2 separate regions of the Mus musculus genome follow, and region 2 is linked to region 1. Evidence: chromatin contacts called from ENCODE Hi-C or POLR2A ChIA-PET data. All regions are on one chromosome and are shown on one strand. The core of a region is the stretch at or near the end of the contact, and the rest is flanking DNA. Distances in the headings are between cores, read along the strand shown.

Region 1 (5,159 bases), core at 1,166-3,665:
CATTCTCCCTTCCTCCCCGTTCTGTTCTCTGTGTAGGCCTTGGTTCCCCACTTGCCTTTATTTATTGATTGATTGATTTTTTTTTTCTTTTTTTGTAATGAAATCTTGCTATGTTATCCAGGCTAGCCTCAAACTTCTAGACTCAGGCAGTTCTTCTACTCTAACTTTCTGAGTAGCTGGGATTTTGATGGGGAGGTTCAAGGTTTACAGCTGGCTCCCACTAGCCTTAAATCATGCATTGACTATCAGTGAGTTATGTTTGTAGAGCTCTGTTGGAATGCAGCACTGTGCCCTGAGCCATGGTCCAGGACTACATTTGGGGACATACGTACATCAGACCTAATGTGCCTCAGGGTTTAAATTCACATGGACATGCTCTTACTTACTTTATTTTTTTCTTAGATTTTAGCTTATTTATCGAGACACGGTTTCACTCTGTAATCCAGGCTGTTTTCAAAATCCTTCCTGCTTCAGCCTCCCAGGTGTTGGAATCTCAGGTGTCCACCCCTAAGGCTGGCTCAGAAATGAACTTAAATTCCAGCGCAGCTTCTATGCATTTAAGAGACAAGTGTTGGGGTGTCTCAGCCTGCTTGGCTTCCTGTTTCTGAGCAGTAACATGGATGGGTAACAGCGTGAACGTTTCTTCATGAGAAAAGACGGCAGCTTTGAAAACCATTTGCAAAGCGTGTAGGCTTTGCATCAGTCTTAGGTGTTATTGGTTTCACTGATGGTTTTGTTAAGGATCGATGCTGCAATAAAAATAAGACACAGCCAGTGCAGAGTTTTAGGTCTTCAATAATGAGAGCTTCCTGTTACCCTGAGTACAAGCCAGGCCACATCTCAAGTTCATTCTTTATCATTAAGGTGGGGAGAGAGAGGGAGGAAAGGCACTTAACTCTGGCTATACAGGGGGACAAGCCCCTATGACTCATGGGGACTTACCATTGACGCTCAAAGCTCCCATTGTTGCTGAGGGCAAGTTCTGCTTTCCAAGGCCATTGGCTGGATACTGTTTAGGGAGGATATTAGATTTACACAGGGTTTAGAAATAGAATCACTGTTACGCAAAGGAGGAAACCCTGAGCAGTTTTACCGTCTTTCAGATAACATTGATTTTTTTTTGTTCTCTTTTAAATTATGTGCTATTAAAAAAAAAAACCCCAAAACCTCACTTGGTAACTTTTCTTCTGTGTCTGTATCCTTTCACCCCATACACACAGCCTGTTGTTAGATCTTGTAACTCCTTGTAAAATCCTCTTAGGATGCAGCCCTGAGGTAGTTCCCATTCCTTTCTCAGTTTGAAACCTGCAGCCTTGTGCATGTTAGACAAGTACTCAACCCTGTGAATTGCACCACAGCCCTGACTCCCGGGACTCTAAGCTAGCCTCTAGGTCTTCTATTCCTTCTGGTGGTTCTGTTCCAGTCAGCCTGACTTCCTGGAAGTGTCATGAGCCTGCTGGAGCAGACATGGACCAAGAGAGCCCAACAGCTGGTGGCTCCCCATGTGTTCTCCTGGCACCGATTCATACTATGTGTGGATCCGTAGACAGCCAACCTGTGCTTGCATGCCCTCCCTCTCCTCAGCCTGCCTGCCATCAAAGCTCTGGGTTCTGGTTTAAAAGTTATTGGGAAGTGATAGGAAAACTAGTCCTATGGGCTGAGGCTAGCTCAGTGGTGGGCCCTTGGTTAGCTTGAGTGAGGCTGAGTTCCATACAGCACCGGAGAAAGGCGCGCAGGAAGGAGAGGAAGGGAAGAGCTGAGGGAAGAAAGAGAGCCAAAATGGAGGGTGTTGGGCAGAGACAAGACAGAGCCTAAAGCTGGTGCTGCGGTCTTAAACATCTCCTTTGGTTTTAGGCCTCTCAGAGGCTTGACAGAAAAGTTCACTGCTCCGCGGATTTCTTGTTCTGTTCCCTCAAAGTCCTCAGTTCCCTGTCCATTTGTCCCATCACTGAATCGGCTTCCCTTTGCCAGGCCATGCTGCTGGGTCAAAGTGTGCCTCTCTATTATTAACCTGTTTAACAGCTGAGAACAGTGAAGTACCCAGAAGCTACGTGACCCACCCAGGATCACGTGGCAGTGAACCGGCTGAGACTCACCCTTCTGAGGCTGGTGCTGCCTGCTGCCCTTGGCTCAGGCAGAACCGTCCACAGACATTCACGAGCTCGTGTTACATACAGGGCAAGGTCTCAGTAGAGGCTTCTCCTCTTCCCACTGAGTTCAGTGTCAACACAGCAGTGGAGAGAAGTGATGTGGAATCCTGGGAGCTTTGTTCTGAAGGGTCTCTTGTGGCAGAGCCTGGGGACTGTTGGTGACATTTCCATAAGTGTGACACTCTGCTGGTTGGATTAGGAGGTCCTGGGTAGTAACTGAAGAGTTCACAGTGGCCCTCCACTGACAACGCTATGTTCCAAAAGGGCACAGCAGCTGTTCAGCCTGAGGGATAGGGACAGAGGCAGAAGCAGGCATGCAGGAAGCTCACCCTAGGGAGTGCCTGCAGTGAGCCAGGCACCTTAAGGAGCCTCTCCAGGGATGCTTCCTTTGAGGACTTCTATCCACTCCCAGAACTCACCTGACCAACTCCTGTCCTCCTCCCGCTCTTGTTCCTGGGTGAGGAAATCAAACCCAGAGCTTCTAAGTGGAAAGCAGAGTTGGTGAGTCAGAAGGTTCCAATGCTCTCCCCTCCTCCCCTCTCCTTTCCTCCCCTTCCCTCCCCTTTCCTCTCCTTTCCTCCCCTCCCTTCCCCTCCCCTTTCTTCCCCTCCCTTCCCCCCTTTCCTCCCCTCCCTTCCCCTCCCCTCTCCCCCTCCTTTATCCCTCCTTTCTCCCTCCTTCCCAGTCCCTTCTCTCCTCCTCTCCTTTTTCTTTTTGAGACAGAACCTCACACTTGTAACCCAGGCTCCCAAGCTTGCCTTCACTCCCAGCAATTCTCCTGCCTCAGCCTCCCAAATGCTGGGATTGCAAACACAGTACCATTCCGAGTCAAGAAGTCTTTCTTTGAAGGGACCCGTCTAAAACTAGCACAGATGAGTCCTGTCCGTGCTTTCTTCCTTTCTTATCCAGTGAGTCATGGAAGGAGCCATGGGGAAGTTGGTCTTCTCCTCTAAAACCCTTGCTGAGTTTCCCTCCAGAGTGACAGTGGCTCAGGGGCACCATTTTGGCTGCAGTCCTGTGGAGTTTCATTTTCACATTTTTATTGAAAAATCGAAATCTGGAGAATTAGAGCCTTTCCATATTGATTTTCCAGGAGCAAGTGAAAATTGCATTTTGTATAGGACTAAGGAAGTGGCACCTTGAGTGGTGACAGGGCTGACGTTGGAGATGACGTGAGACCAGGAGAACAATGGCGCTGGTGGGTATAGCCTCTGTAATTTTTTGATGTGACAAAGGCAGGAATGAAGATTGATCCACACCCATGTGACTCGATTTCTTGCATTATGATGTTAATTTCATTTTGTTTTCAGTGAACAGGAAAGAAAAGTGGGAGCTTCAGGGAACAGAAAATTCAAGTTTCACCTCGTAGCATGTTGTGGTCAGGTATCAAGTCCACACACACACACCTCTGCTCTGGCCAAGCTGGTTGCTTTGGGACAATGTGGAGAACCCACTGGAATTCCAACTAAAGTATTCACGTTGAGGCCCACCTCTGTGTTCTGGGTTCAGATCCTGCTGCTACTGTACTCTGACAAATTATATAATTCTCTGAACCTCAATTTTTCATCTGTAAATTGAGGATATTGAATAAGGTAGTAAGACTTGGGCGATTGGATTAAGAAATAAATATTGGCTAACCTAATGAATAAATAAGACGGCTGCTATACATCATTTGAATTGTTAATTAAGTGTCTGTTGTGTGCAATGACAGTCTCTTGATGAGGTAGAAATAACATTTTTTTTAAATTTTAACTTATGTTAAATATAATGTAATACACACACACACACACACACACACACACACACACACACACACACTAGTATGTGTGTAGAGATGAGGAGACAACAGGTAGGAGCCAGATCTCTCCTTCCACTACATGGGTCCTGGGATCAAACTCAGATTGTCAGGTGGCAAGTGCCTTTCCTTGCTAATCCTTGCTAGCCCCAAGACTGAAGCAAATCTTGAGGCAGTGTGAAGTGTCACAGGGGTTGTGACACTGGGGTGAACTTGTCTAAGGTGTGCTCAGGCTGCTCATCAGGCTCAGTACCTCCTGGTTGGTTGTGAGAGAAAAATTACCATTCCCTGCAAAGTTGCTTTCTGGGAAAGACATGTTGGGAGTTCACACGCAGAAGTAATTGGCTCTCTGCTTGCTACATCTTTTTCTGCCTACCCTTTTAAAACACCTGTACAATGTCCCATCTTTCCCCTTTTCCACACGCAGGCTGATCACGAACATCAACCAAAGCCCACAAAATTATTCTGGCAAAAAAAAAATAGATATGCTTCCGCAAAGCGGATAAAGATCCTGCAACTCTGAATGAGGACAGCGAGGAGACACTGAGCCAACTAACTACTGGACACCCCCAAGGTGTCCCCCAGACACCCCGGCTTTTAGGATAACCCACAAACATTTCAGCCAGATGTGCCATTCTTGGAGCAAGGAGTTAAACAACTGCTCTGGAGACTAGAAGCACGCCGCGCATGCTAAGTAGCTTTATTGTTTCCTTACAGCGTGTGTTGCTAGGAGCGGCACCAGCAACAACGTGGTGCGGTGTGTTACTGCTTGGGAATTAGTGAGAAGCAAGCTCAGCCGGAAATACTGAGTGCCAGAGAAGAAGAGAAGAAAATGCTGGGGGTGGGAGGAAAGGGTGGGGAGAGAAAGGGAGGGATGGGTGCCTGGGCTTTGAAATTCTTTCTCTTCAATGGATCCTCTTCCAACCTGCCTGAGTACGGCAACTGGACCCCGCATGTGACAGGAGCTACAGATGGATCACGTTTCCTACACGCAGCTGTAATATCTGGCACACAGGTGTTCGACTGTTTGCCAGCTGCTCTGCAGCAGCCTGCTTCTCGCCTTGTGTGTGTGTGTGGGGGGGGTACTGGGGGAAGCCCCACACTTGTTGCTGGAAAAAGGGACAACGGGGTGGCTGGAAAGTTCAGCTCCCCCAAGTACTCAGAGTTTGAATTAGTATGTGGGTCTCCAACTGGGTCTGGAACCTGACTCTAAG
Region 2 (5,159 bases), core at 967-3,466, 42 kb before region 1:
TATTGTGAACAACCAACCCTTTCCTATCTGCAGGGGATTTTTGCCTTTTCACAAGTTTTTATTTTTAATTTTTATTGTACTGAATTACATAATAACATTTCAAGACAAGCTTATAATGTTCTTTGAACATCTGCCCCTCACATCCTGTCACCCTCCCCTTTGCAGTGTCCCCCCTCCTGTTAGTCCCCTAGACAGTGTGGAGGTCTGGGAAACCCAGCATGAGGGAAGATGGCTGGAAGTCTGTGTCACCTCTCCTCACCATTCACCCAAGGAGCTGAGGTCCCTTTGGCTGGTGTGCTACTCTCTCTGTGTAAAGCTATTGATCTTGCTGTCAGAGGCACCCTAAGTTCACCTCATGTACCAGGGAGACAAGCAGTGAATTCAGCAAGTAGAGGACACAGAAAAGATCATCTGTGAATGGGAAGACACTCTGTGCTCCTGGGAGTGCTTAAATGCTGTCGGTAGGTGGGACACTACCTAGCTGGCCCACTGACCCTAGCAGAACTGAAATTTAGCACAAGAGGAGGTCTATGCAATGCACATTTCTTCATCAACCCCCTAGCTTTGATGAGTTCTTGGCTTCCTCCACACCACACGCTGCACAACAGCAATAGCCAAACCCATCTTGTATTCGATGAGTCACCCTGCATCACCCTTGTGGGACACAGACACCCAGGAGCTTCTGGGGCTGCTGTGTTGGACTCCTGCTTTTTCCAGAAGATGAGGTACAAACAGAGGTGTGACCTAGTGATAGAGAACATGTTTAGCACTTGGTACACTTACAAAACAAAAGGTTTAGGTCTGGAGAGATGGCTCAGCTGTTAGGAACACTGACTGCTCTTCCAGAGCTCCTGAGTTCAATTCCCAGCACCCACATGGTGGCTCACAACCATCTGTAATGGGATCCGATGCACTCTTTTGGTGTGTCTGAAGACAGCTACTGTGTACTCATATAAATAAAAAAAAATGGATACATCTTTAAAAATAAATCAAGACAAAGGTTTGATCTCTAACATCACAATCACACCAAGACCTTCCTCCCAGCACTGTAAACAGAAGGCACAGGTTCTCAAGCCCCACCGCCAGTCAGGCACCACGTGATCTGTGATGATTTAACTCCTCAAGACTCCTACCCCTTCCTCACGGTTCACTTGATGGCCCTAAGTGGAAAGACCAAAGAAAATGGCTGTACTTACATCACAAAAAACACGAGAGAGAATTTGGCAGTGGGTATATTTAGGAAAGCATATGACTGTGTGGATTTGTTCTCTTTATCTATTCTGAGGCCAGGGCTTTATGCTATATTGGGGTTAGGCATCAAAACAGGTTTTGGGTTTTTGAAGAAATTTAACCAAGTATGAGTTTAGACTCTACTTCTAGGAATCCTTAGTGTTCTCATAGTGTATGTAACGTTTAAATGTTATTATTTTGGTTTGGTTTTGGTATTGAAACTGAACACAAGACCTCCTGCATGCCAAGCCTGGCCTCTAGCACTAAGCTACCCTCAATCGTTAACAGTCATTTGATTTGCTTTATCTTATATAAGCCTCAGAAAAGTATAATAATATTTATCATGAACTCTATTTTACAGATGAGAAGCCAATCATTAGAGTGAAGTGATCTGTTCAAGCGAGAGAGAGAGAGAGAGAGAGAGAGAGAGACAAGTAGTTACTTGGTACTTAAATATCGTCCTGTGTGTGGTTTTCCCAAGACATACTACATGACTTCCTGAGATGTCTTAAATAAAACACCACGGGAAATATTTTTGAAGACCCTTTCAAACATTTTCTGTATCCCTTCCCTAATTTTATAAGGGGCTGGTTTGTCTAGACTTGTATATACCCAGTATGGCCACAAGATGTCAGGTTAATCTCGGTCTTTGAGAAACTGGCTTCATTGGGGCACCAGTAGTAAGGTCCTCTTTTGCTGAAGAAGACAAATGAAAGCTATGAATAAATAATAACAATAATAATAATAATAATAATAATAATAATAATAATAATAATAATAAACAACTAAGGAATAAAGGAAAAACAAAACAAAAGCCCTTAGGTGGCTACATAGGTTAAATAGCAACTTTTCTCTCTTTCTGTTTTGAATCAAGCAACTGAAAGTTCAGATAAGCCTGTGTGTCACTTCTGTTTGCTCTTGGAGGCAGGAGGTCAGGACTTGGGCCAGCCCCTTAGCGAACATTATTCATCTGTCCAGCTCTGGAACAAATGTGAAGAAATGAAGTCGCTTCAGTGAGGGGAGACAGTGTTGTTATTGTTGCTGGTGATGGTTCTATTTGCCAGCAAGCATAAAAACATACTTTGGAATCCAAACAGGCTTGTCAGAGGGAACTTTTGTTCCATGTTTGGGCTGGGATGCTTCCAGGGCAAAATCAGGCGGGCATTTGAACCTCAGGAGGCCAGGAGAGAGCTGCACACAGCAGCCACTGATGGAAAAGGCCAGCCATCAGCTGCAGTTTCATCTGGGTGTTATTTGACTGCAGTCTATGCAGCTTGGGCTGCCAACTGGGGTCACTTCTCTGAATGAGTACTAAGGGGAGGAGGGGGGAGCAGGGCTCTGTAGTCCAGGACGGAGGACTCGTCGGCCACAAACGGGGATAAACAAGCTTAGAAGCTTGAGCTTTTGGAAAGCCGCTCCTCACTTTAGGGCTTTGGAGAGAGAAAGTGGTCCTGATTCTGCAGGATTTATCTGCTGTCGGGTCTCAATTACCCCAAGATCTCTGGCAATGCCTATGGGATCCCTTTGCTACGTGGATTAACTGCCCTGGGGACAAAGCCATCTTTGCTGTGTGTGGTGAGAGTTTAGGGTAGAGAAACTCGTGGTAACGCTAGTCTCAAGAAGCCTAAATTGAGAAAGCCTCTGCCTTTCTCCGCTACTGTTACATAATTTGAGCTGACGGTCCCATCCGCAGCTGTCCCGCTGCCTCCTCCCTCTGCAGATGGGAGAAGCTCGCTGGGTGGACAGGCTTACACTAATCTATCTATTTGGAAGGCAAGATGGTGATAAATTACGACCATGGTGAATATCACTAAGACGCGGTAGAGCCAACAGTACTCTGAATTTTCAGTTCTTCCTCACAACCCTGCTGGACTACCTAGGGCATCACTGAATGTTTTATTTCACCTTGAGATCCTGAGATAAGATAGGCTCTTACTCCAGAGCCCAAAATGTCCCGGTCTGAAGTGGCAAGCTCCCCACAGGAGGAGCCCGTGAATTTCAATAAATGGAGGAGCCTCTTATTTTGTAAATAAAGTAACAGCTCAAGGAAATGAAGTGATTGCGCCAATTATACACCTAATTGGTGGCAGATTAGGGACCGGAGCACAGCCCATTACTTCTGCTTCCTATCCCACTTCTGCTGTCTTGAATTTGAAAATACCTTTCACTTTATTTTAACTTAATTAGTTAATGGACTATTGCTTGGCTGGGACTGGAACTCAGGTAGGCAGATGCTCTACCACGAAGCTGCATCCCTAGTTGGTCTTATTTACTTAAAAACATGCCTTAAGTTAGCCTTCAGTTTTGTTTTTATAGTCAGGCCAGAGGCCGCCACCCAGAGCTGTCTCTGCTTCTAACCTCCAGGTTCCTTCTCATCTCAACCACAACTACCAGGCCTTGTAAACCTTACTGACTCTCAAGCTGAAAGGATAATTTTCAGCATTTAACCTCAATTCGGGCCTTTAGGATGGAATGGGTTTCACAGCATGGCCTGGGGATGTTTTCTAGAAAGAGCCAGATAGTCAATATTTGGGGTTTTGAAAGCCATACCTTACATAACAATTTGAGATGAAAATGTCTTTGTCATAACTACTCAGATTTGAGTTCCCAGCATGAAAACAGCCAAAATACACAAGGCTCCTGTCTATGATCGCAGCACTTGAAAGGGTGAAGTCTGGGAGGACCGTGACTCCAAGATCAGCCAGGGCTACACAGTGAGTTCAAGACCAGTGTGAACTATATGACACCTGGAGTCAACAAAACAACAAATAACCGAAAAAAAAAATAGCCATATAGTATACTAGGTAAATGAGCACGGCTTCTTGAGAATCAATTTAGTCTCTGGGACAAAATCTTCTACTTTTACAATAACGAAACCCAATTTTGAGTTTCTATTCTTCAGCATATTATGGTCTAAGCTCTGTCTTTGTGTTTTGTTTGACCTGAGTGTATGAGATGGTGTCTCAGCTTGGGCTACTGTAAGGCAGGACTGGGTGCCTCAAACACCAGACATTTTTCACAGTTCCAGAGGGTGGGAAGTCCAAGGTCAAGGCACTGGGCGATCCAGTGCCTGGTGAAGATCTTGCCTGGGTTTTTAAAGGTGGCTGGTTAATAATTATGGACCCACATGGTGTGCGTGTGCATGTGTGTGTGTGTGTGTGCACGTGCGTGTGTGTTTAATCTTCCCTCTCCCCATCCTCATTTGTTTTTGAAGACAGTATCTGCTTGTGTAGCTCAGGCTAGCCTTAAACTCCCTTTATAGCTCAGACTGCCTTGGAACTTACTGTGTAGCTCAGTCTAACTTGAAACACACAATACTTACACCTCGGCTTCTCAAATTCCTGCTAGAATCACAGGCATGAGCTGCCATGGATTCAACATTTGTGTTTCTTATAAAAGAATATTAACTCCATTCGAGAGGGTGCCCCCTTTCATGGCCTGCTCTAACCTTAAAATCTCCCCAAAGTTCCTCATGTGACATATTTTCACTTGGAGGACCAGGGCTTCAGTGTGAACGTGGGATGCAGGAGAGTTGCCCAGGTCCCCTTCACAGCAGATGGTACAGGTAGCAAAGTTTGAAGATGGAAACAAACAAACAAACAAACAAACAAACAAACAAACAAACGATGGGAAGAGTCGGGGGGAGATTAGAACCTGAGACCTTTCTCCACTGTCTAGGGTATGTCAAACTCCAATGTGTAAGGCCTTGGACCACAGCATCTTTTTAAAATCCTCACAGCATCTAGGAGATAGAGCACTACAGTCAAAAACATGCTCAGGTCTTGTTAGCAGCTGGGCTGTCTCTAGTCCAGCGCTACTGTCTGTGCTTTCCCCAGCCTGGCAATGGCTTTTAAGGAATCTGTACGCAGGCGGGCATAGGGTGGAATGCTGAATCCCACTCCCTCAGTCGCTGCCTACTAAAAGGTTGT

Evidence for each region. A loop is a pair of places that touch in the nucleus more often than their neighbours do. ChIA-PET counts read pairs that join two places held with the same protein, here RNA polymerase II (POLR2A).
Region 2: a loop to region 1 is called in a map of gastrocnemius, with 4 times the contacts of the local background. The contact joins the enhancer-like site here to the promoter of 2310043L19Rik in region 1. A Hi-C loop is called at or near these places in 5 of 37 maps with a recorded cell type or tissue (T-helper 17 cell, gastrocnemius and heart). POLR2A ChIA-PET finds 5 or more read pairs at or near these places in 2 of 5 experiments (Patski and embryonic stem cell).

The regions. Positions count from the first base shown.
Region 1 is chr1:177,640,199-177,645,357 of GRCm38, reverse strand. It overlaps 2310043L19Rik (RIKEN cDNA 2310043L19 gene), which reads left to right and starts at 2,415. Exons shown (of 3, transcript NR_037994.1): 1 at 2,415-2,651; 2 at 3,244-3,348; 3 at 3,461-3,816.
Region 2 is chr1:177,681,813-177,686,971 of GRCm38, reverse strand. No RefSeq gene overlaps it. Among named protein-coding and RNA genes, the nearest start is that of 2310043L19Rik, 41 kb to the right of the region's middle. Within about 2 kb of position 2,216, at least 2 of the 3 ENCODE cell types and tissues checked have a DNase peak (open chromatin) inside an H3K27ac peak, as active enhancers do; they include gastrocnemius, where a contact is called at or near this core.